Regions from separate parts of the Homo sapiens genome. Here all the other regions are linked to region 1. Evidence: chromatin loops called from intact Hi-C (ENCODE). Cell type or tissue: A673. All regions are shown on one strand. Region 1 has its middle 310 kb from the start of KAZN-AS1. Region 2 overlaps KAZN (kazrin, periplakin interacting protein). Region 3 overlaps KAZN-AS1 (KAZN antisense RNA 1). Region 4 overlaps KAZN-AS1 (KAZN antisense RNA 1).

Region 1 (8,000 bases):
GTAAAATGGGAAGATTCAACCAGATGAATTCTGAGATCTCCTCAGTGAACATCCTCATGATTCAACCAGATGAATTCTGAGATCTCTTCGGTGAACATCCTTGTGATGTTCTGTTTCAAAGAAAGGGTTTGTATCTGTGGTCAGCATGTAAGGCAAAAATTACCCCATTACATGGTTTCCATTGCCTATACAGTGCCCTGGCCTTGGGTTTTGTTTTTTCAGGAATGTACAGTAAATTTTATACACTTCAAAATTTGAGACTCACTGAGCAAGACAAAGAAAGAAGTAAAAGAGTTGGATGCAGGCTGGCATCCAGGTCTTCAAACCACCTTATCTTGAGAATAACTATCAAATCCCTGATGATGAAAAGGGGATGGGGGAAGAATGAATAACATGTTCCTGCTTGATGGTAGGGTTTGATCTATTTTGTTTTAAAAACCCTCTAGAGCCTTGGCCCCTACTGATAGATTTGTTTCTCTCTAAAAGGATTAAATAACATTTTATGTATAAGTAAAGTATTTAGCACAGAATCCAGAACCTGGTAGGTAAGAATACAAGTTGAATTTGAATCTAAATCTTGCCTTTTCACCATTCTTTGAGAAACTGCAAAGGAGAATGTGGTCACCTGTGAGCTGCCCTCCAAAGCTGGGTTTTCCCATGGTGACCCCACCATAGAGCTGCCCCATGCAACGCCCCGGTCTCAAGCCCCTGGACCATGGGATTAGGTTCCAGAGGCAGCAGAAGAGTGAGCAGTGCAACTGCAGCTGAGCTCACATGTGGGAAACCTTTCTGTAAATAGCAAAGGGTGCTCATCAATGATGAATCATTAACACCATCCACCTGACCAATGAAACCAGACTGGGCCTTCTCATTTGGGTAGTTCATGAGCTAACATTTCAGTCCTCACCATGAGCCAGGCAGTGGTCAGTGATTTACCTGCAACAAGAACCCCTTACAGTGTGAGGCACCCACCATCATCATCACCAGTCTTACTTACTAGGGGAGGATATAGAAGATCAGAGAGGCTAAGTGACATGGCCAGGCTCATCTCATCTCTAACTGGCAGATCTGGGATTCAGATCTGGGTTATGCCTGTCTTTAGAAGGGGCCCATCTTTCCTTTTACCTCCCCACCCCCTGATTTCAGACCTGCTGACCCAACCCCCAGTGTAATGGTATTTGGAGGTGGGGCCTTTGGGAGGTGTATTAGTCCACTTTCATGCTGCTGATAAAGACATACTTGAGACCAGGAAGAAAAAGAGGTTTTAATGAACTTACACTTCAGTGTAGCTGGGTAGGCCTCACAATCATGGCGGAAGGTGAAAGGCATGTCTCACATAGCAGCAGTCAACAGAAGAAGCTTGCGCAGGGAAATTCCCCTTTTTAAAATCATCAGTTCCCATGAGACTTATTCACTATCACAAGAAGAGCACGGGAAAGACCTGCCCCCATGATTCAATTACCTCCCACCAGATCCTTCCCACAATACATGAGAATTCAAGATGAGATTTGGATGGGGACACAGCCAAACCATATCATTCCACCTCGGCCCCTCCCAAATCTCATGTCCTCACATATCAAAACCAATCATGTCTTCCCAACAGTTCCCCAATGTCTTAACTCATTTCAAGCATTAACTAAAAATCCACAGTCCGAAGTCTCATCCAAGACAAGGCAAGTCCCTTGCACCTATGAGTCTGTAAAATCAAAAGCAAGTTAGTTACTTCCTACAGACAATCCAAGCATTGGGTAAATACAGCCATTACAAATGGGAGAAAATGGCCAGAACAAAGGGGCTACAGGCTCCATGCAAGTCCAAAATCCAGCAGGGCAGTCAAATCTGATAATTCCAAAATGATCTCCTTTGACTCCATGTCTCATATTCAGGTTACACTGATGAAAGAGGTAGGTTCTTATGGTCTTGGGCAGCTCCACCCCTGTTGCTTTGCAGGGTACAGCCTCCCTCCTGGCTGCTTTCACAGGCTGGCATTGAGTGTCTGCAGCTTTTCCAGGCACACGGTGGGAGCTGTCAGTGGATCTACCATTCTGGGGTCTGGAGGACAGTGGCCCTCTTCTCACAACTCCACTAAGCAGCATCCCAGTAGGGACTCCATGTGGGGGGCTCTGACCCCACATTTCCCTTCTGCACTGCCCTAGCAGAGGCTCTCTATGAAAACCCTGCCCCTGCAGCAAACTTCTGCCTGGACATCCAGGTGTTTCCATACATCCTCTGAAATCTAGGCAGAGGTTCCCAAACCTCAACTCTTGACTTCTGTGCACTGGCAGGCTCAACATCACATGGAAGTTGCCATGGCTTGAGGCTTGCACCCTCTGAAGCCAAGACCCAAGCTCTATGTTGGCCCCTGTCAGCCACGGCTGGAGCAGCTGGGATGGAGAATGCCAGATCCCTAGGCTGCACACAGCATGGGGACCCTGGGCCTGTTCCACAAAACCACTTTTTTCTCCTAGGCCTCTGGGCCTGTGATGGGAGAGACTGCCTTGAAGACCTCTGACATGCCCTGGAGACAATTTCCCCATTGTCTCAGGGATTAACAATTGGTTCCTTGTTACTTACGCAAATTTCTTAAGTCAGCTTGGATTTCTCCTCAGGAAATGGGATTTCCTTTTCTATTGCATTGTCAGGATGCAAATTTTTGAACTTTTATGCTCCGCTTCCTTTATAAAACTGAATGCCTTTAACAGCACTCAAGTCACATCTTGAATACTTTGCTACTTAGAAATTTATTCTTCCGGATACCCTAAATCATTTCTCTCAAGTTCAAAGTTACACAAATCTCTAGGGCAAGGGCAAAATGCTGCCAGACTCTTTGGTAAAACGTAACAAGACTCACCTTTGCTCTAGTTCCCAAGAAGGTCCTTATTTCCGTCTGAGACCACCTCAGCCTGGACTTTATTGTCCGTATCGCTATCAGCATTTTGGGCAAAGCTATTCAACAAGTCTCTAGGAAGTTCCAAATTTTCCACATTTTCCTGTCTTCTTCTGAGCCCTCCAAATTGTTCCAACCCCTGCCTGTTACTCAATTCCAAAGTCGCTTCCGCATTTTCGGGTATTTTTTCAGTGGCATCCCACTCCATTGGTACCAATTTACTATATTAATTCATTTTCATGCTGCTGATAAAGACATGCTTAGGACTGGGAAGTAAAAGGTTTTAATGGACTTACAGTTCCACATGGCTGAGGAGGCCTCACAATCATGGTGGAAGGTAAAAGGCACATCTCACATAGCAGCAAAGAGAAGAAGCTTGTGCAGGGAAAGTTCCCTTTTTGGAACCATTAGATCTCATAAGACTTATTCACTATCATGAGAACAGCACAGGAAAGACCTGCCCCCATGATTCAATTACCTCCCACTGGGTCCCTCCCACAACATGTGGGAATTCAAGATGAGATTTGGGTGGGGGCACAGCCAAACCATATCAGGAGGTAATTAGGGTTAGATGAGGTCATAAGGGTAAGTTCTTCATGATGTGATTTGTGGCTGCATAAGAAGTGAGAGACATTGTTGTATCTCTCTGCCATGTGAGGACACAGTGAGAAAGTGGCTGTCTGCAAGTCAGGAAGAGAGCCCTCACCAGGAAGTGAATCTGCAGGTACCTTGCTCTTGGACTTGCAGCCTCCAGCACTGTGGAAGATCAATGTCTGCTCTTTAACCCACTCAGTCTGTGGGACTTTGTTATGGCAGCCTGGGCTGACTAAGGCAGACATCAACAGAGCCAGCACAGGAGCAGTGGCTAAGAAGGTGGGGTTTGTACACAATAGACCTGGGTCAGAGACTGAGCACCTCCAAACACTAAGCAAGTGAACCAATTTACCCTCTCTGGGAAAATGTACCCTCTATGGTTGTAGTTGTGTCATTTATAAATGGGAACGGTAACAGCACCTGCCTTATGGAATCATTGTGGGGATGGAGTTAGAGGGCTCAGCATTTCTAGTATGCAGCAAGCTTGCAATGAATATTAGATTAGAAAATATACTGACACTGTGTCTAGAATGACAGTGTGTCATCACTTTTAGAGATCAAGGTATTGAAAGTTTCCATCTAATCAGTTTTCCAACCTGATATGTGAAAAGATAAATCTATCAAACCATTATCATTGTTAATGGTGAATGGGGGAATGCAGAAGGAAGGGAGGAAGAAGGAAGGGCTTTTCAAATACAGAGTGAAATGTGGGGCAGTCGGCCTGGATATGGAGGATATGGGGGGCATCGACGGTGGGGTGGGCAAAGAGAGGACACAATCTGGATGCCTGGAATAGGGGGCTCGAGAGAGTTCCAGGCTGGAGAGTAGAGTGTGGTTTCAAACACCTAAACCACTTCCTTCCTGATTCTGCAAATCGCCAGAGTCATATCCTGCCTCCCCAGGGATCCCCAGGGTTAAAAGAGAGCCATGGGGAGCATCAAAGTCCTGCCTCAAAAGTGCACTGATCCCCCCAATGCCGGCCCCCCACGCAGCAGCTGAAACATGACATATTCGGTCACCCACATGCACTTGTCTGTGTAGCCTGAAAATAATGGGGCCGTCTGCTGCTGTGGCCCTGAAGAACCAGGCACTGAATCGGTCCAGGGATGCTTCCCATGCAGCTCTGCCACCGCCATGGCTGGCCTGGGGCTCAGCGTTTCTAAAAGGCTGACTGCACCTCTTAAAAGCTGCACTGCAAGGCCTTGGAGGACTCATTGAGCTGTGAGAGAAGAGTGCCCTCCCCTGGACGTTTGCTGCCAGTTTGTGGCCTCCACCAAAACCACCACTGAGCTTTTCCCTTCCTACCCAAACAAGGGGGCAGACTCCAGGCAAACACCCCTTAATTTCAGACGGCCACACACAGGTCACTGGCCAGTAGATGCCCCACTGGCGTCTTTGCTCTACTGTTGTTCAAGAGTTTCCACCATGCAAAGCCCTTGGCATAAATAATGTCATTGAGTCTTCATGTAAATCCTCATAGAACAGGACAAGAAACTGAGTTCAGGAAGGCTCAATGGTTTTCCAAGGTCATGGAGCTTGGACAGAGCTCAGACACCCCAGCACCGTGGTCAGGAAGGAGCTAATACTCTGCAGTCAGAACACTTGGGTGCTTGTCCAGATCTTTCATTTCTTAGCTGTGCAATTTGGGGAAAGTGACTCAACCTCTTTAAGTGTCAGTTTCCTTTTCTGTAAAACAGGATAATCAACTCAAACATGGAAGTTTTTGGAAAAATACCAAGTACGTGGGAAGGACGTAATAAATGACGTCTCCGGTCACCTTCCTTCTCTTTCAGATCTCAGGGCCTGGGCTAATTGTACGCCTGCATTTTTCGGGGAAAGTGCTTTACTTGTCACGACCTATGTAAAGACAGAATTTGGAAAACTCAGCTGAGAATGTGGTGTGACGCTGGCTCTTCCCACCCAGTCATCCTTTCGCCACACATCACAAGGTTGGCAGGGTATTTGCCACTGAACATCTCTGTTCTCTGCCAGCCCCAACTCCCTAAGAGACAGGGATTGTATGGCTTTTATGCCAGAGAAAGAATCAAGAAATGAGTGACTTTACTGCTGTCACCTGACTTGCCCAGCCTTGAAATTGCATGGGGATCCCCAGTGCTGAGGAAGGGGTGGGCAGGAAGGAAGGAGCACCTCCTAGAGACAAATCTACACTGTAGAAATAAACAAGACTTTGGAGGGTGCACATTGAAAAAGTGAAGAAACTCCTCATCTCTAATGAGCAGGGGAATGATGTGTCACTTTAGACACTTGGGCAAAGTCTTTGCCCATCAAAGCCAGGGATGCAGTTAGTGACAGGCAAGACTGCCTTTCTTCCGCACAGCACTTTGAACTCTGCTGGGCTGAACAGTTATCTAGAGCTTTCTATGTGCTAGGCACAGGGCTGGAGGCTGGGATGCAGTAAAGAGTGTGGCAGCTTGGAAAAGGTCAAGAGACAAAACCAAGGCAAAGGGCATGGCAGGAACAAGAAGCACAGCCAGCCTAGTCATCAGTGCCAAGACTGCACTCTCTCATGCCTCCAATGTCTCTGACTTCTTCTACTACCAGCCAAGACAACTCCCTGCTTTGAAAGGACTCATGTGATTATACCAGGCCCATTCCATCCATCTCCCTTTTTCCATGTAAGGGAACATAATCATGGGAGTGACATCTTATCAGAGTCACAGTTTCCCCCTACACCGACACTGAATGGAGAAGTGATCATACAAGGGTGAGGGTCCCTGGGAGTGAGAGGAGAGTGTCTGCCATGCTCCCAACAAAGTTCTTTCTCCTAAAAGCCAGGACATCACTTCTTGGAATCAAGACTGTTGACAACCCACAGTGGCCAAAGAGGAGTGGGAGGGATGCAGGCAGCTCCTCACCCAAGTAACGGTGGTGGGTTTGTCCTCACTACCATATGGTCACACAGCATCCAGACTGAGCTAGCAGTGTTCTCAGTGCTGCAGATACACGAATGAACACACCAGATCAGGAGCTCACCTTCTAGCAGAGAGAGTCAGGAAGACAGCAAATAAGTGGGACTTTTTTAGAGAAGAAGAGGACAAAGGAGAAACCTCACTGGCTTGCCTGATGTGGACAGCCAGTAGGTAAGGTCAGACCCAGCCTTGGGTCAGAAGTCAGCAGTCAGATATGGCAAAGCTGCGGCAGACCCTCTAAGCCTGGAGGGTGGCAGTCTCAGGAATCCAGGCCAGAAGTTAGAATCTAGGCAAAGGGGCTGAGCGTGGTGGCTCACGTCTGTAATCACAGCATTTTGGGAGGCCGAGGTGGGTGGATCACTAGGTCAGGAGTTCAAGACCAGCCTGACCAATATGGTGAAAGCCCGTCTCTACTAAAAATACAAAAATTAGCCGGGCGTGGTGGTGCGCAGCTGTAGTCCCAGCTACTCAGGAGGCTGAGGCAGGAGAATCGCTTGAACCCAGGAAGCCGAGGTTGCAGTTAGCCAAGATCATGCCACTGCACTGCAGCCTGGGCGACAGAGCGAGACTCCACCTCAAAAAAAAAAAAAAAAAGAAAAGAATCTAGGCAAAGGGTTGGGGCATCAGGTGTGGAGTCCAGAGACAACGCAGGTGTGCAGGACTTTCAATGCCCCTGCTCTGTAAGGGCACAGACAGGGCTGGTGAGGAATCAGAGGCTCTTTTACAAGGTGCACATGCAACCCTCAAAAAGCACAGCTGGGAGAGAGACAGCCCTTTCGTATGAATGAGAAAAACGAACCATTTCCTTCAAGTGCAGCAATGCTGCCCCAGTCCTTTTGGACTCTGCTGGGCCTGACGTTAGTACTCAGTGCACAATTATCACCAGCTTTCTATGTGCCAAGCACAGGGCATATAGAGATCAGTAGTTCCTTCACTTTTCCAATGTGCAACCTCCAAAGTCTTACTGTTTATTTCTACAGTGTAGATCTGTCTCTAGGAGGCACTCTTTCCTTCCTGCCCACCCCTTGCTCAGCAGCCAGGATCCCCATGCAATTTCAAGCTTAGTGGATCGGCATATCCTGGACTGCAGCCCGCGTGTGTGCTGTGGCTAGGCGCCCTGATGCAGAGGCCCTGGGTGGAAACTCTATTTATCCTGCTGTCCCCCTATCTCTAGCATTTTGCCTAATGTCTGGCATAGCATAGACCCTCAATGGATGTCTGCTGTGTGGATGAATATTGATGAATCCTCCACCTCCTTCAGGACATTGATGTACTTCCACTGAAGGCAGGAGTCATCCAGGGCCATTTTAACCCCCACATCATTTCCCATGCTATCTAGAGCAATGCTGTCCAGCAGAAATATAATGCAAATTGTGTATGCAATTTAAAAGTTTCTAGTAATCTCATTAAAAAGTAAAAAACACACACAAACAAAAGTTAAAATTAATTGTAATATATATTTTATTTAGCACAGCCAAAACATCGTCATTGTCATCTTAACATGTAGTCAATATAAAAAGATATTAATGAGATATTTTACGTGTCTTTTTTTTCCCTGTACTAAGCCTGAAACCTAGGGTGTATTTTAC
Region 2 (8,000 bases), 910 kb before region 1:
CTGGGTGACAGAGCAAGATCCAGTCTCTAAAACCAAACCAAAGCAAACCAACACAACACAACACAACACAACACAACACAACACAACACAACACACCCTGAGTAGCTGCCTGGAAGCAGCATGACTTCTGTCCCCTCCAGACTCTCCTTCCCCACAGCGCTGGCTCCTTGGTGCACGGAACAGACTCAGGGCAGCCTCTGACTGCAGGGTGGGCTCCACGGCCTTTGCCCAGACCCCTAGCACTCCGTCCTTTTCCTGGAGAGAATACCAAGGAGGGGTTTCTGAGGCTAACCCCTCTCCACAGCCTCCTTGTGTCTGGAGTTGTGGAGGTGGTGGTGGGGGTTAGGGAGGCAAAGCAACTCTATGACTCTGGAAACTTCCAGCCTGACAAGGCCAGAGTGGTCATTTGTTTAAAATCACGCAGCCATGTCTGACCCCAAAGTCGACACCCGACCCTATGTTCTGCTGCCTCCACATTGAAGCTCCCTAAACCTGGAGGGTCCCCAGCCCCAAGGCTAGCTGAGGGCAGAATATGGGATGGCAATGACTGTGCCATCCCATCTTGTCCTGAACGTCCAATCCTGCAGACTCAGCCTGTGTACATGAGAGAGCTGGAGACACCAGGTATGGCCTAAGGACTGAGGGATCTGAGCTCCTGGCCCAGTGTCCAACATAAGCTCCCCAGGTGGAAGGCAGGCCAGCTGGGCCATGTCACCACGGGGAGGAGGCCCACGCAGTGGGGACCCCAGGTCTCAGGCAGCTGTTTAAATTCCAGCTTTGAGCTTCCTGGCTCCCACAGCTGGATCTGTCCTCTCCTGCCTGGCTTGGCTGAGCAGCAGCTTAGGTCACCAGGGCCGGAATTCCAGGCCTGCTGGGCTGGAACCTTAAAGGGCTGGGATGGTAGAGTCCATGGAAAGAGGACTCTTCTGCTTCACTCCTGCCAGGCAGCGGGTGGGCCCTGCAGGCCTCAGGCAGTGGGTGGGAGGCCCCGGCACAGCTAGGCTAGTTTTGTGCCCTGCCCCCTAACATGATGCGACCACATTGCTGGTGAACCTCATATTAAGATGACCCAACATCTAAAGATGTATGACCAGGCGCGGTGGCTCAGGCCTGTAATCCCAGCACTTTGAGAGGCGAGCGGAGCACTCGAGGTCAGGAGTTCGAGACCAGCCTGGCCAACATGTGAAACCCCGTCTCTACTAAAAATACAAAAATTAGCCGGGCGTGGTGGCGTGTGCCTGTAGTCTCAGCTACTCCAGAGGCTGAGGCACAAGAATCGCTTGAACCCTGGAGGCAGAGGTTGCAGCGAGCCGAGATTGCACCACTGTACTCCCACCTGGGAGACAGAGTGAGACTCTGTCTCAAAAAATAAAGTAATACATAAAAATCAAAATAAAAATAAAGATGCATCCCGGTCAGAAGGCTCCTTAAGGAAGAGCCGGGGCCCCGCTGTCGCTGATGAATGGGAAATTTCCATTTGCACATGCGCATGGGATCCTGGCCGCCCTCCTAGGAGAGGCAGGTGCATGGGTGAGTATTTTTATCATCCCATCTCACAGAGGGGGAAACGAAGACCACACAGCTGGTTAATGGCACAGCTGGGGTGGAATGGGTACCTGACTCAGTTTCAGGCTGGTTTCATGCTGGCGGGCTGGAGAGTAGCAGGAGAGCACTGCTGAGCTTGGGGAGTGGCTCCTGGAGGGCAGGGGCGCTGACCCCAGCCATGCTATCACTGTGGCTTCCTGGAGCCTCACTGGGCCCTCCTGCTCCGGTGGAAAGAAGCTGCTACTCAGCAGGTCGCATGGGCTCCCTGGGGGATTTACACCGCTGCCCTCTGGTTGGCAGGGAAATCATGCCTCTGCTTTCTGGTTGGAAATGAATGACCCCTGCCCGCCTAGGCTCTGAATTGCCTCCTACATTACCCACATCTCCATGAGAACCAAACTCCAGACTCTGCTCTTGGCAGTTGGAGACCTTGGGAGGGGAACCCCCCCAGCACCTCAACATGGCATTCCCAGGCCTTTCCTCTCACAAATGGCCTTTGTGGGGGTGCAGTGCAGCCTCTTGTGGCTTCTGTGGGTCTCCCTGCTGCTCCATCCTTGTTATCATTTATCCGGCAGTCCAAGGGGTGTGTGTACGTGTGCCTGGCTTTGCGTGTGCAACGTGTGGGCTGCCTCCATGGTGGGGTGCAGGCTATGCCTCCTGCATCTAACCTGGGGCTCTCTGAGAGCAAGAGCTGAGCCTGTGCCTTTAGATTATTCGCTTCTGCCTAAGAGGGGACCTGCGGCTCTCCCCAAATAGTTCAATTAAGCACCTACTGTACGCCAGGCTTGCTGCTGTGAGGACAGGAGTGAGCCAGACGTGGTTCCTGCCTTGTGGGAGGCTGACGCTCTCATAGAGGAGACAAACTCACACCTATGGCTGGCACTGGCACCATCCACCCTCCTCCTCACCATGATGCTCCAATTCTGTTTGGTGGGGAATGTGTCCACCTAAAATGTTCAATTTCCCAAGCTCCCTTGCAGCTACAAGCGGCAGGTGTCACAGTTCTGGCCATTAAGATGCACACAGATGCCCACTGGGAAATCTAGTTTTCTTTATAAGCCCTTTTTTGAGCACAAGGATGGAAGATATGAGCTAAGAATGGGGAGGAGAAAGAAAAACAGAAGAGGCCAGGGTCCCCGATGGTACCACCCAGCCGGGGATGCCTTACAGCAGGAGAATAACAAACCCCAATATTTTGGGGGTTTATTGTTACATGCAGCCCAGCACATTCCTAACAGACACACCAGGGCAGGCTGTGAGTCATGCTGCTACCCTCTCCCATGAGGCTTCACTTCATGGTTCTTTTCCACGGGCGCTCCTCGCTCTGCCCACCTCTGGGCTGGACTCTGCCAGGCTAATGACCAAGACAACACAAAAACTGAATCTTTAGGAATGAATGCCAGGTGAAGAACAACTACAAATAACACAAAGGTGCCACAAGTTCTGTCGTGTACACAAGGAGGCGACATCCAGTTTGCACATGGCAGGTGCTGCAACTCTACACAAACAAGGAGGCTGGTGCGATGGGCCCCCAAGAAATAATTTAAAATCTACACACAGCTATGAAAATGATGCAATGGAACTCTTCCTTTCTTCCTCATAGCTCTGCTTTTTTCTCTCCTTCAAAACCTGTTCCCTAAATGCTCCTAATGCAAGATGAGCTGCCAGCCTGCAAGGCATGGCTGTGTTTCTCTGGGACTGGCCTCCTGACTCAGCTCCTAGCTCCCCAGCGCTCTGCATGACTTCCCAATCATCTGGCCTCACCCACGCGGGTCCTATTCCAGCAGCCAAGCCACTGGAACCACTGCCATGGTGACTGGTGATGTCACGCCCAGCAGGCCCTGCAGGATCATGGAATGAGACCAGCCCGCTCCTGGGAATGTGGGGACTCTGGAGGTGGGAGGGAGGGTGTGTGGGAGGCACTTATTTTTCCAACTCAGAGGTGGCCACATGCATGCCTGAGACCAGGGTGTAACCAGGGGCCCAGCTGTGGCCCCACGATGATGGCACGTCTCTGAGCTGGGCCCTCCCAGGCGAAAGACCGAGACAACACAAAAGCTGAATCTTTAGGAATGAATGCCCAGTGGAGACAAACTAAAAACGACACAAAGGAGCCTCTGGGCTCTGTCGGGTACACAATGAGGTGACATTCAGTTTGTCCTCAAGCTCCCACCACAGACCTTTCTTCCTTCTCTGGCTTCGGATGCCACAGCCCCTAACCCAGATGTGGGACAGGACGGAGCGAGACTCCGTCTCAAACAAACAAACAAACAAACAACCACTGTGGGCCCAATCCTGGATGTCGCAAGGTCAGGAGCTCTTGTAAAAATTTCCAGCCTGGGTGTACCCTGGACAAACATGCGCTCAGAGGTGAGGAGGGAGGAATCGGTCCACGTCAGACGATCCCAGCTGCTGCCAGCAGGGGGCCCCCCTTTCTTTTCCATGCAATGTTCCTGACCCATGGAACCTTCAGGAACTACATTCTGCGAAATGAGGGGTGGGCAGGTAAGGGCCAGAAAGCCTGGCAAACCAATCTGGCAAACTTGAACTTCTAATAAACACCCATCAGAATGTGAGGCTCTCGGAGTTCTTCTAGCTCAGCTTCCCTTTACAGATGGGGAAACTGAGGCCCAGAGACGAGGCAAGAATGCCCAATGCACAGAGAGTCAGCTGAGGTCTCCCAACTCTTAGGCCAAGGCAGCTGAGTTAGAAGCACTGGCTTGGGGCCGGGAGCGGTGGCTCACGCCTGTCATCCCAGCATTTTGGGAGGCCGAGGCGGGCAGATAACGAGGTAAGGAGAACCAGACCATCCTGGCTAACATGGTGAAACCCCGTCTCTACTAAAATTACAAAAAATTAGCCGGGAGTGGTGCGGGCGCCTGTAGTCCCAGCTACTGGGGAGGCTGAGGCAGGAGAATGGCGTGAACCCGGGAGGCGGAGCTTGCAGTGAGCCGAGATCGCGCCACTGCACTCCAGCCTGGGCGACAGAGCGAGACTCTGTCTCAAAAAAAAAAAAAAAAAAAAAAAAAAAAAGAAGCACTGGCTTGGGAATCTGCCTAAGTTTGATTAAGCCTCAGTTTCCTCATCTGTAGACGGCAGCTGACAGTACAGTCAACCTTGGTATTGTGTGGCATTGGTTCCAGGAGCTCCCCCAAATACCAAAATCCACCGATGCTCAAGTCCCCGATGAAACATAGTATTTGCAAATTATCTACACACGTCCTCCCGTGTACTGTAAATCATCTCTAAATTACCTATAATACTTTATACAATGTAGATGCTATGTAAGTAGTTGTTACACTGCATTGTTTAGAGAAAAATGATAAGAAATATGTCTTGTGCATATTCAGTACAGGCACAACTATCCATTTTTTTTTTTTCCAAATTATTTTCGATCCTTGGTTGGTTGAATTCATCGATGTGGAACCCATGGATCCAGAGGGCTGAATCATTTCTGCCATAGGGACAAGCTATCTGGTCTTGAGTGACTGTGGGGTGCTGACCTTGAGCATTTTGGGAGACGAGAACCTCAGAAAGACACAGCTTCAGAGTTGGGGGTGGGGGTCCCAGGTTCTGGTGCTGCTTTTTTCCCCCGCTCTAAGCCTCGGTTTTCCCCCAGCATAATGAGGGTGTTGGAGTCTGTGAGCTTCCTTTTAGCTTCTGAAATCCCAACAGACCTCACCTTTGTCACTTGCTCCTTAGCAGCTGCGGGGCCTGAGACCCCACATGCAACTTCTCTGAGCTTCCCTATCCCCAGCTGTTAAGCTGTGCATGATCGTCTCCACCTGGCAAGGCTCTATGTGACAGGACCCAGGACAGAGCTCAGCTGCATACAGCAGGTGCTCAGTGTTAACCTCTCTTCCTATCTTCCAGCTCCCCGTGGCTCCCAGGCCTGAGCTCAGGCTCTAGGAGGCCCCAGAAAATACAGGCTGACTTGAGCAATAGGCAGGTTTCCAAGTAAAGAGCCCCGGGGAAGAGACCCAGGTCAGGGAGAAGGAAAGGGCCAGTCGAGGGCAGCAAGTTCAAGGCCACAAATTTATGGTCCTGGGATGGGCGGACAGCAGTTTATTTGTTTTTTTTTCCGTTTCAAAGATGAGTAAGGTGAGTTCGGAAGAGGTTAAAGTTTAACCTGCTTTATAAAGGTTAATCAGGTTCTCGTCACATCAGGTGGTGCTCAGGTCTTGAACTCCTGACCTCAAGTGATCCGCCCGCCTTGGCCTCCCAAAGTGCTGGGATTACAGGCCTGAGCCACTGCGCCCAGTCTGCTCCCCACAATGTTAATTTCCTTTATCTTCTCACCACGAGGTGAAGTGGGTTGACCGGCTCGCGCAGCCAACAAGTGGCTGACCTGGAACTTGATCCCAGAACTTTGTCGCTCAGGCCCATGATCTTTCCAGATGACCCATAGACTCTCTCTCCAAGTGCACCCTGGAAAGTTAGTCAGCATGACCCTTCCAACCTCCTGCCTGGGGCAGGAAAGGCAAATATCTGGAATAGCTTCTTATTTTCCAGTAACACGCCAGGGAAGACACGACTAATCAACTAGGCTCCCTAGGAAGCTGGGTTGATTAGGGATGTCTGCCATGGCACGGGAGGGAAACAGGGCAGGTTTGCCAGCTCTGCCCCTGACAGGGAGGCAGATGCCAGTAGTGCCTGATCAGGGCTGGCATGTTTGAGAACTATTCTGGTCAGCGCTGTGCCAATTACCAGCATACTCCATGGAACCAAGGGCAATTCTACTTAACCAAAAAAGTGAGAACCAATTTTCTCAACTGGTAGAAAATGAGTCTATTCACACCAGTGAGATGGTGGCAAAAAAACTCCAAACAGCATGCTTAAGGGTGAAAGAGCAGACTTTATTTCCCTCACCTGGGCCAAAGGTAAGTGAAGGATTAATGAGTTTACTTATTTTCATGTCCACTCCCAACCTGTGATATTAAGTTCCTGGAGGGCAGGGACCTGGTCTGTCCTGTTCACTGCTGTATCCTCCACAACGACAGCAGTGCCTGGCACATAGTAAGTGCTCAGGAAATAGTGACTTTCAAATGAATGACTGAATTAGGTGGACAGCCCCAGGGACAGCAGGATCCTGTGCCATGAGGGCAGAGGACATCTTGTTTTTCTTTGCCTGTCCCCTCTTGCCCTCCCTGGGAGGGACAGGCCATGCTGATTTCCCTGTGCCTCCTGACAGAACCCTGAGCATCAGTCCTGGTGATCTCGGAGCTGGCCACGGCATGGCTGAAGTTCTTATTAAGCTGCCTTGGGCTTGGTGAACTGTGTCCACATCCCAGCCAGGAATGAGAAGACTCAAGTGGACCAAAGTTTCTGCTAATCCAGAGTGCTCAAATTTTAAGGTGCCCAGGGCTGGGGAAAGACCCCAGACATTGTGCTTCCCACAGAGGTGAGACCCCAGGTCCAGGAGTGTGAGGGTCACTTCCCCTACCAGGCTCTCCCGCTATTAGCCTGGCTGCTGCTGTGCCTTCCCTCCGCTGGAAACTGAGGCCTCCCCTTTTCTACAAGAGGCTCCTCGGACCATCTGAGTTCTTTGCACTTGGCATGTGCCCTCTATTGAATTTTTCTCAGCATCATTGGAACATGCAATTCTCTCTCACATCTTTCACAGAAAACCTTCATTTGATCCCATGTCCCTCTCCAGCTCTCATTCCATTTCTCTTCTTCCTTTTGGAACAAAAATGTTCAAAAGGGTTGACCGTATCACCGTCTCCATTTCCTTCCCACCATCCTCTCTGGGACCGGCTCTGGCTTTTCCATGCCGGTCGCCAACGACCTCTGAGTGTGAATCCACATTCTCCATCTGATGAGCTCTGCCTCCAGCAGGCGATGCAGGTGATGACAAGTCTTCGCTTGACCTCCAGGGCCCGTGTTCCTGGTTTCCTCTCATTTCTGCCTGCTCCGTTTTGGACTCTGTTCCCTTCTGACCTCTGGGCATTGGTGGCTTCAGTCCAACCACAGGCTTCAGCCTGGACCTCATCCCTGAACTCCAGACCCAGAGCCCAGAGCATCCACACCTCTGCTTGAACCTCTAAAAGCAACTCAAACCTAACACATCCAAGATAGTCCCTGACCAGTCCCCAAGAATCTGCTCTTCTCAGTGCCCTCAAACTCAGTTCACAGTGGCCTTAGCCTTCCTGTTGCTCTGGCCTTAAACTCTGGAATCTTCCTTGACCACCCCCCCAAACTTTTCTCATACTCCACCCCCAATTAATCAGCCGACCACGCCAGCTCTGCCTTCAACATGGCACCAGGACCTGGGCCCTTTTTACCACTCCTCAGTCACTACCCTGCTCACCCACCCGGGCTGTGTCCCCACCCCCACCCCCATATCTGGGTCACACGGTAGTCTCCTAACTGGTTTTCCAACCCTTCAGTAGATATCAATCCTGCCATGGAGCTGTCCCCTTAAAAGGCAGCTCAGACCATGTCACTTCTCTGCT
Region 3 (8,000 bases), 300 kb before region 1:
ATGGTGATAAATTCTGACTGGTTCCTAATTTTCAATATTCTTTTCCTTGCACCAAGAACAAAATCACTTCCCACCCGAAAACTTACAACATAGAGGTAGAATGTTATTTCCATTGGTTACATGCTGACAGTAATAATAAAAGTAGTGGCCACTGTTTCCTGAGTGCTTCCTATGTGCCAGGCACAGTGCAAACTACTTTATGCATATTATCTCCTTTACTGATCACAGCAAGCCGGCATGGCTTGAGACTTTCCTGGGGAGGAAATGGACACTCAGAGAGGTTAGATAGCCTGCCAGGGTCATATAGTTAGGAACTTGTGGAGTTAAAAATCTGAACTCAGATCTTCCTGAATTTGAGCTCCTAATATCTCATCAACACTACCTTTAGTAAGATCTAAGGTTCTTATTCTTAGAAATTCTTGCCTCCATTGGACCCACAGGATATGCCGTGGTTCCACTGGTAACTCTGTATGGATCATCTCCTGGGAGGGGACATGTCTAGAGATGGCAAATCTTTCGATGTAGGTTTTTTTTTTTTTTTTTTTTTTTTTTTTTTTTTTTTTTTTTTTTTTTTTTTGAGGCAGTCTCACTCTGTCGCCCAGCCTGGAGTGCAGTGGTGTGATTTCTGCTCACTGCATGCTCTGCTTCCCGGGTTCACGCCATTCTCCTGCCTCGGCCTACCGAGTAGCTGGGACTACAGGCGCCTGCCACCACGCCCGGCTAATTTTTTCTATTTTTAGTAGGGATGGGGTTTCACCATGTTAGCCAGGATGGTCTTGATCTCCTGACCTCGGAATCTGCCTGCTTTGGCCTCCCAAAGTCCTGGGATAACAGGGGTGAGCCACCACACCCGGCCCGATGTAGGTTTCTTGTGGTTTAATTTCAGATGACAGTCTTTTTCTGATGGCCCCAAAGACCAAGGCTGTTCTTTCCTAGGGTCTCCTTGTACAGCCTGTGCGTACAGTAGCCACCTGTTTCTCTGGTTTGACTCCAACCAGCCAGGAGGGGCCAATATCCCAGTCTCACTTCAGTGATTGTCATTTGAGCTGATGTGTTTCATTGACTCCATGGCACTGGACAAATACATTGTAGACTGAGCAGCTGAAATTGGTTTCCTTATAGGCTTCTTAGTTCACCTTTCTGTGAAGGTGAAGTCAAATTAAGTATCTTTCCTTCCAAATCAGCCGCCAGAGAAATGGCGAAGAACCTCACTGTAACACTTTTGCTCTCGATAACAATTGGGTTCACTCAGTAGCCTGGTGCAATGGATTTAGCGTTTTAAAAATTGCCCTTCTTAATGGTGAAGTGTGATTTCATCAATGGAATAATAACATGCAGAAAGTACCTAGGATTATTGTTTTTCTTTGTTTTTTCCTTTTTTTTTTTTTATTTTGAGACAGAGTCTGGCTCTGTTGCCCAGGTGCAATCTTGGGTCACTGCAACCTCTCCCTCCCAGGTTCGAGCTATTCTCCCACCTCAGCCTCCTGAGTAGCTGGGACCACAGGCACATGCCACTACACCTGGTTAACGTGTGTGTGTGTGTGTGTGTGTGTGTGTGTACATATATATACATACACACATATATATACACATATATACATATGTATACACACATACACATATACACGCTCACACACATATATAGGCAGAATAGGGTTTCGTTATGTTGCCCAGGCTGGTCTTAAACTCCTGATCTCAAGTGATCTTCCTGCCTCAGCCTCCTAAAGTGCTGGAATTACAAGCATGGGCCACCACCACATGCAGCTGGGTTTTTTTTCCCTTTTTGCTTATATATAATAAAATTAAAATTTTAAGCAATTATTTTTTTTTCTTTGAGACAGAGTCTTGTTCTGTCACCCAGGCTGGAGTGCAGTGGCGTGATCTCAGCTCACTGCAACCTCTGTCTCCTGGGTTCAAGCAATTCTCCTGCCTTAGGCTCCTGAGTAGCTGGGATTACAGGTGCCCACCACCATGCCCGGCTAATTTTTGTAGTTTTATTAGAGATGGGCTTTCACCATGTTGACCAGGCTTGTCTTGAACGCCTGACCTCAGGTGATCTGCCTGCCTTGGCCTATCAAAGTGCTAGAATTATAGGCATGAGCCACTGCATCCAGCCACCAACTCATTTTTTATATTACTATCAAGGCAAATGTTCTCTAATTTACTGCTGAAATGTCACTTTGCAGAAACCCAACTGTTACTTGATTCTGTATCAAGAAGTCACTCTCTAGTGACATTCCGTAATATTTTATACCCAAACAATCCATCAGTGCCAAGTCCTGTTCTGTAGACATGTCTAGAATGTGAATGCATATAAATGATGGTCCCCTAGAGTTAGATGTAAGGTGACACATAATCAGGGGGTGCTTAGCTCCTAATTCTGTCCAGGGAATCCCTGAATGAGGCACTGCTGCAAATGCTACTACAGCCCCAGAGCCAAAAAAATTGCAGCTGCCCATTGCTCCTCGGAATTTCACTTAAGTTCATGAAGCAGGAGAGCAGTGCCTTTTTTCTGCAAACTCTTCAGCAGCCCATTTTTGCCTCCGCCCCTCAGCTGCATTTTCCATCTCCTGCATGTGGTGTCTCCCCATTCACCTGACTACAGCCCCTGGAGTTTGTCTTTTTTCTCATCCCTTTGCCAGACTGAAAGTGACATCATGGAGGTGCTGGGTGGCCATGCTTGGGAAGCACGCCTTCTGCTTTCAAGTACATTTTTTCCAGAAGCTGATCCAAGACAACAACACAAGCACAAGGGGTTCTTTGGGGGAAGCGGGGCTAATACTGGTAGGGAAGTAGGGAAGGGAGTCAGGGAAGGGAAGGGAAGGCAAAATGTCCTACTTACTACTACACCTGCTGCCATGGGTTGCTGAATGCCATAGGAAACTGCACAACACAGCACAAGCCTCTGCATGATCCCAGTCCAGAGGCGAGGGAGCTGGGGTATTCACATACTCATTCTTAACGGCCACTGGTTGATGGCTGCATTCCTTAGCAGGTCTGGTCTACCACCTGGGGGCAGCACAGACTTCAGTGGGTGGGGGTCGAGGACTGGGGAAGAACCCTCAGCCCAGTCATGAGACACTGTTTGTTGGAAATCAGCTGGAGCACCCAAAAAGGTCCACAGAATAGGGACAGGACAGTGGCCCCATCTATCATACCTGTTACATCTGAGACAGCAAATTTACCCAAACCCTCAATTTTACCTCCAAAATATATAATGGTTCTGTCTACTTCTCCATCTTCAACCTCTTCCCTAATCCTAGTGAGCCTAATCTACATATTGTCCGGATTAATACTACAGCCTCTGGATTGTATTTACTTTTACTAATTAAAAAAATATTTTATAATGAAATATTTCAGGCAGACAAGGAAAATAATGAGAATAATGTAGCTGACACTAGATCCATCATCGACCTTGCTACATTTCAACACGATGTCTAATTGCTTTACTTACTTGCTTAATAGGATTAAAGTTTTGTAGATACAATTGAAGCTCCCTCTGTGTTCCTTTTTTGTATGTATGTACGTACGTATTTATTTATTTTGAGATGCAGTCTCACTGTATCGCCCAGGCTGGAGTGCAGTGGTGTGATCTTGGCTCACTACAACTTCTACCTCCTGGGTTCAAGCAATTCTCTTGTCTCAGCCTCCCAAGTAGCTGGGGCTACAGGTGTGCACCACCATACCTGGCTAACTTTTGTATTTTTTAGTAGAGACGGGGTTTCACCATATTGGTTAGGCTGGTCTCGAACTCCTGACCTCAGGTGATCCATCATCCTCGGCCTCCCAAAATGCTGGGATTACAGGAGTGAGCCACTGCTCCTGGCCTCTGTGTTCCTTCTTGATCTTATTCTCCTCCAACTCTCCCAGAGGGATTGATGTTTATCATCCCTATGTATGGTTTTCTATTTTTGCTACATACGTATAACACACACACACATACACACACACACACACGGTATGTGCATGCAAGATTGTTTTACATTTCTTCAAACTTACTACATTGGCATCATGCTGAATAAATCATTCTGAAACTTATTTTTTGCTAAGCATTATGTTTCTACAGTTTCATCCATGTTGATGCATGTGGTCCTGGTTCAATCATTTTAACTGTTGTATGACATTATGTGAGTACACTACAAGTTACTCATTTATTTTTTGGTTAGTGGATTCTTGGCTCCTTCCTCTCCCCCACCACTATAAAAGGTTTTTTTTTTTTTTTTTTTCCTATGACAAATAGTGCTGCAGTAAATACTCTTTGGCTTTACCAGTTACTTTGGGAACTCGTGGGAGTCTTTTCCGTATATTCTTAGAAATGGAAATGCTGAAAACTAGAACATGAACATCTCTAGTGTTACTAAATATTGCCAAATTCCGCTGTAAATTAAACCATGCTCTTCCATGGACAGGGTGTAAGAATTCCTATGTCTCTACATCCTCACCAACTCTTGATGTTGTCATTTTTAATTTTTGCCCATCTAGTGCAAAGCATGTTATGGGCCTTGGACATTTCTCCACCTTGGCTTCCTGCCTGTAGCATCTGGGGAGAAGGTTCCTGCCAGGCATGATCGGAATGAAAAGATCTCCTTGTTTTACTTTGCACTTCCCTGATTACTAATGAGGTCAAACATTTTTTATATGCTTAGAAGCCATTCGTATTTTGTCTTTTGTGACCTTTCAATGTATACCCTTTACCTTCCATTTTATTGAGTCATGTTCTCACTGAATTGTGGATATAACTTTTGTATATTCCAGATGCTAATTTTTAAAATGTATCTAGTCTCACTCTGTGATTTGCATTTTACTTTGTTTGCAGTAGCTTTTGTTTTCTAGATGATTTTAATTTTAATGTCTTCAGATTACCATATTTTCTTTGTCATTTGTGTTTCCAAAAGCAATTCTCTACCAAGAGGTCATAAAGGTAGTCTTCCTATATTTTCTCTTAAATGCGTTTTTTTTTTTTTTTTTTTTTTTTTTCTTTTGAGACGGAGTTTCACACTGTTGCCCAGGCTGGAGTGCAGTGGCGCGATCTCGGCTCACTGCAAGCTCCGCCTCCGGTTTCACGCCATTCTCCTGCCTCAGCCTCCCGAGTAACTGGGACTACAGGCACCCGCCACCACGCCCGGCTAATTTTTTGTATTTTTAGTAGAGAGGGGGTTTCACTGTGTTAGCCAGGATGGTCTCGATCTCCTGACCTCGTGATCCGCCCGCCTCAGCCTCTCAAAGTGCTGGGATTACAGGCGTGAGCCACAGTGCCTGGCCAAATGCATTTTAAAGGTTTCTCTCTTTCTGTATTGAGGTAAAGGTCTAATTTAATTATTTTCCGTATGGAAAAATGGCAACCCCAGTACTACTTATTGTCAGTCCATCTTTTTCTCACTAATTTATGATGTCACCTCTATCTAATAGATATCTAATCTCTATCTAGTAGGTATCTAATCTACTATCATAGATTAAGTTCATATATATGTAATATATTATATATAAACAAATGGATCAATGACCCAAAGTAGAATGCTCAGATTTAATCCTATGTAATATATAAATACAAATAACTTATTATATATATTTATATATGTGTTTTTATATTTTATATATTTATACATTTTATATATTTATGTATTATATATAGGATTAAATCTGAGCATCCTATTTCAGTCAGTTGATTTATTTCTGAGTCCATATCACAGTGTCTTCATGACTACAATTTTATGATATCTTGATATCCAGGCAGAAAATCCCCTCCCCATATTGTTCTTTTTAAAAATTATTTTGTGTCTTTGCTTTTGCATATATAACTTCCATGAAAAATTATTTTATTATAATTCTATTCTTGATAAAAATTATATTAACTTTATAGACTGGTTTAGGGGGATTTTCATTTTATAATATTGATTCTTTTCACTAATGAACAGGAGCTATCACCCAGCCCTTCCTTTCTCTAGATTTTTTCCTCTTCTTTTATGTATTTTAATAAAGTTTCATACATTTCTCCATAAAAGTTTATTCCTAGACACCTTTAAGTTTTTATTGCTAGTGCATATAGTATCTTTTTAGAACTACTTGCTAATTTTTTTAGCTAATGTATACAATTGATTTTTGTATACTTGAGCTTGTTCTCAGCAAAACTGCTGAGTTCTCAGTTTTATCAGTTTGTATGTCAATTCTTTGAGTTTTCTATGCAGATAACTTTGTAAGTAGTGAAAGTTTGGGGTTTTTTCTCCTAATTCTTCTATATGTGAGTACTTTTATTTTGGTTGTTCTTATAAAAGCATAGAGCATATAGATCTTGTTTACTCATTAGAGCTTCTGTGTTTTAAACAGTGGGATTCATTTGTTTACATTTTTATGATACTTGATATACTTAGATTTATGCCCTGATGCATTGAGGTTTATTTTGCCCATCTTAATTTGCACTTGCTGTTTGTCACGTCTTTTCTTTGTACACTTTCCTCCTCTTTCCTATGACCCCCTGAGAATGAACATCAAGTTACAGGAAAGAGAAATAAAAATAAATCTACAATTAGGCACACTCCAGTGAAACGGGAGAATGCCGAATACAGAAAAACAACCTTGAAAGCAACCAGAAGAAGTACAGGGGGCAATGACCAGAATGACAGTCTGTCATTTCAAATTTCTCTAATTGTGTCTATTTTACTTTATACAATTTAAAATTAATCAGTACCTCTGCTTCTGAATACAAAGACCAGAACTTTTTAACTCATAGACTTTCTTTTTATGTTACGTGTTATTACTGTCTGGTATTTTCATTTCACCTTTTTTATGGTTCCAGCTCACATTTGATGCTTGATTTTCTGTTGAATCACATGTTTTTTTCATTTCATTACTTAATATTTCTTCCTGTACCTCACTGTGTCTTTCTGGGTTTTAGTCCTTCTTTCTGAAGTGCATGTAACTTTTAGAAGCAGCTCTTTCAGCAAGCTTCTATTAATGGGAAATTTAGTCTTGCCAGGGGAGCGCGGTGGCTCACGCCTGTAATCCCAGCACTTTGGGAGGCCAAGGCAGGCAGGCAGATCATTTGAGGTAAGGAGTTCAAGACCAGCCTGGCCAACATGGCAAAACCCCATCTCTATTAAAAAATACAAAAATTAGCTGGGTGTGATGGTGCATGCCTGTAATTACAGCTACTCGGGAGGTTGAGGCAGGGGAACTGCTTGAACTAGGGAGACGGAGGTTACACTGAGCTGTGATCACGCCACTGCACTCCAGCCTGGGTGACAGAGCGAGACTCGGTCTCAAAAAGAAATTCGGCCTTGCCTGCCTGAAAATGACTTCATTTTATCCTCACTCTTGAATGATAATTTGTTTCTGTAAGCAATTTAAAGATATTATCCATTGTCTTCTGGGCTACATTAAAGTTTTGAAAAACATACTGTCATTCTGGTCATTGCCCTCTGTACCTTTTCCGGTTGCTTTCAAGGTCATTCTTCTGTATTTGGCATTCTCCCGTTTCACTGGAGTGTGCCTAGTTGTAGATTTATTTTAATTTATCTTTCCTGTAACTTGATGTTCATTCTCAATCTATCCATATATGTTGTGTTCGTTTCCTAGGGATGCTGAAACAAATCACCAGAAACTTGGCGGCTTAAACAACAGAAATTTATTCTCTTCCAGTTCTGGAGGCCAGAAGTCCACAATCAGTGTCCTGGGGTTAATATCAAGATGTTGGCAGGGCCATGTGCTCCCTCCGGAGGCTCTGGAGGAGAATCCATGCCTGGCCTCTTTCGGGTTCTGGTGGCCGCTGGCATCTTTTGGTTATTGGCCACACCACTCTCATCTCCAAGGCCAGCATCTTCAAATCTCTCCAGGGTTCTCTTTCACATTGCCCTTCTCTTCTGTGTGTGTCTGTATGAAATCTCCCCTACTTCCCTCTCATAAGGACAGTTCTGATTGTATTCAGGGCCTGCCTGGGTAATCCAGGATATGAATTCCATCTCAAGATCATTAACTTTTTCACATCTGTGAAGGTCCTTTTTCCT
Region 4 (8,000 bases), 250 kb before region 1:
ATTTAGCTATTACATTGATAGTGACTTAGACTAAGCACCATCATGAAAACACAAATTACTGTAACAATGGCTTGCTTCTTTGAGATTTACATGTTTTTAGTGGAATGCATACCTGAAAGCAGTTCCAGATTCCCCTACAGGTGCATGGGGACGTTGGGCTTACTTTGCATAACTGGCACAAGGGCTGTGGTCAGGTTTATTTCCTTTGGATCCTTGCTCAGCTTTCCTCTTTGCTAAATACCTTCCTCGAGAGATGTGCTGTGTCTTTGTTAAACAAGGCTGCCCTTAAAGGGCAATTCATCATTCGCAACCCATCATGGCCTTGCAGGAGACAAGGTCCCGTCCAGTCTGCCCTTTCCCCATTTTTTCTTCCTTCTAAATGCCCCTCTTCCCTTTTACCATTCTCCAGATGGAGAAGCCGCTTCACAAATCTTGGCTAGCACATTTCAAGGCTCCTTCTTTGAAGCGGACTAGCTTCAGCTCCACAGATTTCTCCACAGATTTCTCGTGGAGGCTGCATTTTAAACAATAGGCTCATGCACATCCTTTAAGGTAAATACAGTCGTGCAAGCACTTGGATAGTGTTAAAGTTAATGACCTGGCATTGAGCGAGGAAACTGAAGAGCGAACGATACATTTTTGACATTTCTGCCACCCAGACAGCAGTGGCTGCTTTGCTCTCACACACACACACAAAATCGAGAACATTTCTCCTGAGAGGAAATGTTCTGATTCAGGATCTCTTATTTTGCATTTAGAAATGTGTCTCCATCTGATTCTTTCCTGAGGCTACGCTGCAGAAACACATCTTGGTGTAAGACACCTTCCATCTCTAGCAGTTGCTAGTGAGCTAATGAAAGTCAATACTATTTATTCAACTCCCGGGAAGCCCAGCGCTCCCTATTAGCCACTGTTTGAAATGTGGACCAAAGAAAGGTGACCCGGATAAGATCAGGACCAGAAATGGTCCTGCCTGACACAGGTACTATTAATATACTTGGAGAGAACTACCTAACACGGGCACCGTTAATGTACTTGGAGAAAAAAAAAGCCAGTACCTCTCTACCTGGCCATCCCTTAATCCTCTTTTATGATGGATTGTTTAACAAGTAAAGGGCTGTAAATTGAGTGAGTTGCTTTAGACACTATAAAAATCGATTGTTGAAAGTTGAAGCGAAGCCTTCTCTTTCTTCAGTTTGGGTGCATGGTCGTAGTCCAGGCCAAGAACTCCAAGGAGCCAACAGCCTGAGGTAGGATTGAGCCAGAGGCTTAGGAGGGAGGAGGCATCACAGGTGACACCCATCTATGTAAATTACCCAGATCCCCACATTCTGCATCTGAGCTATCAAGAAAGCTGTTTCTCTAGGTCCCATGGGTTGTTAGCAGGCTTCAGTTATGTGTAAATTGTGAAAGCTGATTGTACGGTTGGCAAAATGGTCAGAGACCTAGAAGCTTTGTTGATGACCACATCATGGGAGTGCCTAATGGATGGATCATTCATAAACACTCTGACAACAAACACGAAGTGAAAATGCACTTCTAGGTAAACAGCTGCTTGCATCTGAGTGATGCACAAAGCTAAAATCCGGCTCTCAGGGATGCATCCCGTCTGTAAACACTGGGGTCACTGCTGCCTTCCAAAGACAACACTGCTTTACAGAGCCACACAGAGATGCCACATGGTGGTTGAGAAGCCAAGCTTGTCCCTGCTCCTGTTTTCTTTCCTTGCACCGTATACCCTCATAGCAGTCAACAAACACATTGAATGCCCCTAGATAATGTTATGTGTTGTATCTGCACGTACAGATAGAAAAATCCATCAGGCAGATCTTCACAGTAGACCTGGTTGGCAAACCCCACGTTCGCAAGTAAGGAAACCCTAGCTTGGGGGTGAAACCAAGATGTGAACTTAGATTTCAAGCTCTCGCTATCCCACTTTCTCCTTTCAGGCTTCTTACATTTTTACGTAGCCTGGTTCATTTTGAAAGATATAAAGGGGTCAAGGTTCAGATACAATCAAACTGAAAAGTCTCCAAGGATCTGAGAGAAGGCAGCACTTAGGGACTACATTGAAAATGGAAGCACAGGTGAGTGTGCATGTTTAGGGGGCAGGAGTCTCCCTGGACTCCCCTGCTTGCCTCCTGCCATCAAATCACGCAACACCGCTGGACAACATTGTGTTTGCACTAAGCTGGTCTAGGGCTCAGCTTTTGATTGGTAGGCATGGCAGCCAAGAAGAGAAGGGGTGGGGTGATGTTGACATGGTTACTGATTCAGCCCAGGCTCTGCAGTCCGATGGCCAGAGAAACGACAAGGGTGACCAGTAGGCTGGAGGCAAGGGCTCCACCCTCAAGCCTGGGACCATGGTCCAAAGTGAGAACTTACACCCCTATTTTCCTGCTCAAATGTTGCCTTTTCCAAAACCACCCATGGCCCAGCCCGCCCCCCATCCTGTCCCCATAAAAACCCCAGGCTCCATCAGAGAGAAGAGGAGAAGCAGCTGGACGTTGGAGGCTACAGTTGGACATTGGAGAGAAGTAGCTTGCCTTCAGAGGGACAGCTTGACAGTGCGACCTCAGAGAAGAGTCTGGCTGCAGGTAGCCGGACTTCAGGGGAAGAATACCTTCTCGCTCCATCTCCCTTCCAGCTTCCTTTCCCGCTGAGAGCCTTTTTCTTTTTTTGGAGACAAGAGTCTTGCTCTGTCACCTCGGCTGGAGTGCAGTGGTGTGATCTTAGTTCACTGCAACCTCCGCCTCCTGTGTTCAAGCAGTTCTCCTGCCTCAGCCTCCCAAGTAGCTGGGATTACAGGCGCGTGCCACCACGCCTCGCTAATTTTTGTATTTTAGTAGAGACAGGGTTTCACCATGTTGGCCAGGCTAGTCTTGAACTCCTGACCTCGTGATCTGCCTGCCTCGGCCTCCCAGAGTGCTGGGATTACAGGCATGAGCCACTGTGCCCGGCTAGCCATTTTCATTGGCAATAAGATCCTCTGCATTCACTGCCCTTCCATTCGTTTGTGAGACCTGATTTTTCCTGGATGCTGAACAAGAGCTTGGGTACCAGGGGTGCAGATGCAAAAGGCTGTCACACTGACCATCTGCCCTTGCTGGTGGAAAGCAGCCACCTCATGTGAAAAGGCAGAGAGTCTACTGAGCTGTTAACACTTAAGCCATCCGTGGATGGCAGAGCTCAAAGAGCACTGTAACACATGCCTTCTGGGGCTTCATTGATGGTGGGCACCCCTCTAAATGCTGGTGCGGCGTTTCTTCCCGCTGGCACACAAAAGTGCTCGCCCACGGCTCCTGCACCCGCTCACACTTGTGTGTTCCCTCCCACAAGGGGTTAAGTGCAGCAAGTTTGAGTGAATGGAGTCTGCCCCTGCTGGCGCCGAAGCAGCTGGCTAGCTCCAGTGCCCGCCCTCCAGTTCCCGCCAGTGAAGGGCTTAGGAAAGATATCCTGCTTCACAGCTATGATACTTTTCTTGAAAATCTTCCAAGTTTCCTATATACAGAGAAAGACTGACCATTTAATTGCCCGGGAAACTTGTCACCCCTTGCACTGTCCCAGCAAGATTTGAACTGGTCACCCTGAATAGCCAACAGCTTCAATGAAGATGAGCTACGACATTTCAGTTTTCATTTGTACGTTCAGAGGGTTCCATAAGAGCCATAGACAAAAATAAACCACACTTAACTGCCAAACCATTTCCACAGACTTTTATGAATATCTTCTCTGCTAACTTTCCACTGTAAAGGATTATGTTTAGATCTTTAGTTTTTAAATGGGAACAGCTGCAATGGACTACCAGACAGCTTTAATGAACAGATGTGTATTTCTGGAGAAATCGATTTTCCTTTTTATTATGTCACCAGATTTGCTGTATTTCCAAGCAATTTACATTTTAGGCTATGACTCGTGTATGAACTAACAATAATAACTGTGGCCTCCAGGTAGGGAAATCTATCTCATCAGAAAGATCTGCTGGGCAAGGCGAAATTTTGAGTCGTTATTATTAGCAATATGCCATAAGAGGAATATCTATCTACACTTTATGACCTAACTGCTGTATTAGCCACTTCTGCAGTCCCACTGGAGGAAGTCTTTTTGTTTTGAGTTAGTCTAGAAAGTATTATTTTTTAACCCGGAGGTTCTTAACTGAGGCAATTTGGCTCCTCAAGGGATATTTGGTAATGTCTGAAGACGTTTGTGATTGTTATGACTGGGGAAAGGTGCTCCTGGCATCTAGTGAGTAGAGGCTGGGGACGCTGCTAAACATCCTGCAATGCACAGGACAGTCCCCACCACAAGGAATTACCTGCCACAAATTTCAGTAGTGCCGAGGTTGCAAAACTTTGCAGTTATGAGTTGAATTGCATTACCCAAAAAGATAATGTTGACGTTTTAACCCCCAGGGTCTCAGTGTATGACGTTATTTGGAAATAGAATCATTGCAGATGTAATTAATTAAGATGAGGTCATGCTGGAGTAGGGTGGGCCCTTAATCCAACACAGCTGGTGACCTTGAAAGACCCCCCCCCCCCCCACCCCGGGGGGAGGGGGTGGGCGCCGGGGCGCGGTGGCTCACACCTGTAATCCCAGCACTTTAGGAGGCCGAGGCGGGCGGATCATGAGGTCAGGAGATTGAGACCATCCTGGCTAACATGGTGAAAACCCGTCTCTACTAAAAATACAAAAACAAAATTAGCCAGGCATGGTGGCGGGCACTTGTAGTACCAGCTACTCGGGAGGCTGAGGCGGGAGAATGGCTTGAACCCGGGAGGCGGAGTTTGCAGTGAGCCGAGATGGTGCCACTGCACTCCAGTCTGGGCAACAGAGTGAGACTCCGTCACAAAAAAAAAAAAGAGAGGGGGCCGGGCATGGTGGCTCATGCCTACAATTCCAGCACTTTGGGACGTCAAGGTGGGAAGATCACTTAAGGCCAGGAGTTCAAGACCATCCTGGCCAACATAGTCAGAACCTCTCTCTAAAACAAACAAACAAAACAAAACAAAAAAACAGAGGAAGGATGAAGTGAAGACACACACAGGGAGAATGCCATGCAAGACAGAGGCAGAGATTGACGTGATGCGGCCACAAGCCAAGGAACACCAGGAGCTGAAAGAGACAAGGAACAATTCTTCCCTAGAAGCTTCAGATGAAGCATGTCCCTGACGACAACTTGTCTTTCACCTTCTGGCCTCCAGAACTCAGAGAGAATGAATTTCTGTTGTTTTAAGTCACCCAGTTTGTGGTACATTATTATAGCAGCCCCAGGAAATAAATATATATCCCTTAGGCAAATAAAATTTTTTTTCTTAGAATGATGGTGGTCATGTTTTTCTAGGGAAATTTGCTGTTTCCTCTTTATGGATCCCTTTCCTATATACTGTTATGCTAAATAACTCTATTAGGCCAGCATCATTATTCCCATTTTAGAGATGAATAATAACAGTAGTGAACATTTGTTCAGAAATGTATTGTGTGTGCCAGTGCTCATGCTGCATGCTTCACAAACATTATCCCATTCGATCGTTGTAGTGGCTCTAGGAGGCAGCGGCTATAATTACCCCCATTTTGCAGTGGAAGAAACTGAGGCATAGATTAGTAAATCGTGTTCCCCTTAGTTCCACAAGTGGCAGGTAGAGGGAGTTTTAACCCAGTGACTCTGGCTCCTGAGCCCTTACTCTTAACTGCATGCTTTCCAGCTCTGATGCATCAGCGGCAGAAGGACCCAAAAGGTACATGTGCAACCAGTTAGTGCCGGGGGCATGACCTCCATGATCCTGTCAACAACACATCTCTAATGAAAAGGGCCTTAACACAACGCAGTTCCTAAACCACATCCCACATGAAAACGGTACTGAGGCAAAAGAAAAGTAAGAAACATTGTAAGAAACATTACCTGCTATATCTCTCTCTTCCAAATTAAAAAAAAAAAAAAAAATATTGTGAGTAAAGGCTCTGATAAGGCATGCATTTACCAAAAAATACATACACACATACACGCAAAATACACAACCGTTTATGGTGTTTAATCCAGTGGTTCCCCAAATTATTTGACCGTAGAAACCCTTTTTTGTAGGACACTACTAATATCTAGAGCAGGGGGTAACAAACTTCTTCTGTAAAGGACCAGGAAGTATTTTTGGCTTTGCAGGACACATATGGTCACTGTCTCTTGTTCTTTCTTTCTACAACCCTTTAAAAATGTTAAAGCCATCTTTTGCTTTAAGATCATAAAAAACCCAGCTGCTGGCTGGATTTGGCCCATAGGTTAAAGTTTCCTGACCCCTCTAAAGGGACAGAGTTGGAAACATGAATGGAAGGTAACTTTTGATGTATTATTTTTCACTAAGACAGTGCTGAGAAAACCTGTTTCAGAAATCCAGGAACAGAAAACCAAAATTCTGTTCATTACTTCTGTGTTCCTCCCATGTAACAAATGAGAAACTATGAAGTCTGAGCAGCCCATTGTTTGGGGTTGTGTTTCCTTGATTAGAGGGAAAATGAGTCACGGCCAGAGGGTGGGTGGGTGTGAGCCTAGCTACACTCCGTCTGGGCTGGCTGCACCTACTAGGCCCTTAGAACATCCTTCCGACTGTGAGGTGGGAGACGGAGATGTTTAAACATCATCTTGACATTTTGCAGATGATTTTCTGTCTACCAGGCTAAAGTGGATGCCTTCCAGGAGTAGTTTATAGAGATTTCAGCTATTTCAGAGTCCCCAACTGCCAACCTTAGCAAGATGATGAGGACTTTTATGGGCACTGAATTGGATTTCGTTTAAAAAATGCAACCATGGCTCCCTGGAGTGAAGCTCTGGAGCCTTCTAGAGCCAGAGAGCCAGTTCTTGAAGGTCTATATTTAAGGCAGCTGCTTCTTCATAGGAGGAGAAATGAGGTGAGATACAGCATGGGCTAGGAGACAGGATCCAAAGTTCTGTGCTGCCTTTGCCATCATGCCATTGGGGGACCTCATGGAGGCTGAGCCCCCTTCCTGCCTCAGTTTCTCTATATGTAAAATCACTCCAAAGGATGAAATAGAGACAAATATATATATTGGCAGGGTAGTGAATGAGAAAGAATATACCCCTTGGAGTCAAATAGGTCTGAGTTTGAATCCTAGATTTGCTATTTTCTTGCTGTGGGAACTTTGGCAAATATGATGTAGCCTCTTAGAAGCTTGGTTTCCTCACCTAAGAAATAGGGATACTAATTCTGATCTTAAAGTGTTGATGGGGGAATTAAGCTACACAGTCTTTATAAAGAGCCTGGAGCAATGCCTGTGTGTAATAGGGCCAGAGTATCTTAGCCTTCTAGCTGCTCTGGCAGTGAGACAGTCTCTTAAGCAGCCCTGTGATTCCTACCTCCTGGCATTCATCCTCATGTCTGATCCCCTGCCTTTGAGCATAGGCAGGACCTGTGGCTTGCTACTAACAAAATATAGTGAAGGTGTTGAAATGTTACTTCCATGATTGTGTCACATAAGATTGCAATGTTTGTCAGGCTAAGAGTCTCTCTCTTATTGGCTTTGAAAAAGCAAGTTGCCACACTGTGAGTTGCTTATGAAGAAGGCCGTATCACAAAAACTGAGGACAGACTCTCGTCAACAGCCAGCAACTGAGGCCTTTTGTCCAAGAACATGCAAGAAACTGAATGCTGCTAACAACTATGTTAACTTAGAAGTGAGTCCTTTCCCAATCAAGCCTTCAGATGAGACCCCAGCCCAAGTTGACATCTTGAATGCTGCCTTGAAGAGTGCCTGGACAGCAGACCCACAGAGACGGTGGAATAATAAATGTGAGTTGTTATAAGTCAGTAAGTTTATGGTAATATTGTCATGCAGCAATAGCTAACTAATACACTGGCTTTTGGGCAGTTTCTGAAATGTGCCATTGACCCCCTGGCTACAGGACCTTTCCTTGTTCCCATATTTGCCTTAACTTTTCCTTCTCATTATGAGGATCTCAGGCCAATAGTCTCTTCCTCAAAAAAGCCTTT

Evidence for each region. Peaks named below come from ENCODE experiments on the same cell type or tissue, not always from the same donor. Only the 100,000 strongest peaks of a DNase experiment are listed, where the experiment ranks them.
Region 2: a loop joins it to region 1, with 6 times the contacts of the local background. A loop is called at or near these places in 11 of 110 quality-filtered maps.
Region 3: a loop joins it to region 1, with 2.6 times the contacts of the local background. A loop is called at or near these places in 5 of 110 quality-filtered maps.
Region 4: it touches region 1 in a loop (2.2-fold over the local background); 3 of 110 quality-filtered maps call a loop at or near these places.

The regions. Positions count from the first base shown.
Region 1 is chr1:14,110,746-14,118,745 of GRCh38, reverse strand. It overlaps a transcript of KAZN not described here. Among named protein-coding and RNA genes, the nearest start is that of KAZN-AS1, 310 kb to the left of the region's middle. In A673, CTCF peaks have their summits at 4,728 (motif pointing left) and 7,423; DNase peaks (open chromatin) are centred at 2,605, 4,395 and 4,685; H3K27ac peaks cover 2,436 bases.
Region 2 is chr1:15,023,649-15,031,648 of GRCh38, reverse strand. The region is part of intron 2 of KAZN (kazrin, periplakin interacting protein); the gene reads right to left. Among named protein-coding and RNA genes, the nearest start is that of TMEM51-AS1, 120 kb to the left of the region's middle. In A673, CTCF peaks have their summits at 3,766 and 3,970 (motif pointing right); a DNase peak (open chromatin) is centred at 3,968.
Region 3 is chr1:14,410,571-14,418,570 of GRCh38, reverse strand. The region is part of intron 1 of KAZN-AS1 (KAZN antisense RNA 1); the gene reads left to right. It also overlaps a transcript of KAZN not described here. Among named protein-coding and RNA genes, the nearest start is that of KAZN-AS1, 5.4 kb to the left of the region's middle. In A673, a CTCF peak has its summit at 3,013 (motif pointing right); no DNase peak of the experiment used is centred here.
Region 4 is chr1:14,361,912-14,369,911 of GRCh38, reverse strand. All of the region lies in intron 3 of KAZN-AS1 (KAZN antisense RNA 1), which reads left to right. It also overlaps a transcript of KAZN not described here. Among named protein-coding and RNA genes, the nearest start is that of KAZN-AS1, 54 kb to the left of the region's middle. RefSeq lists a silencer at 7,252-7,452. In A673, CTCF peaks have their summits at 3,371, 5,392 and 5,595; a DNase peak (open chromatin) is centred at 3,381.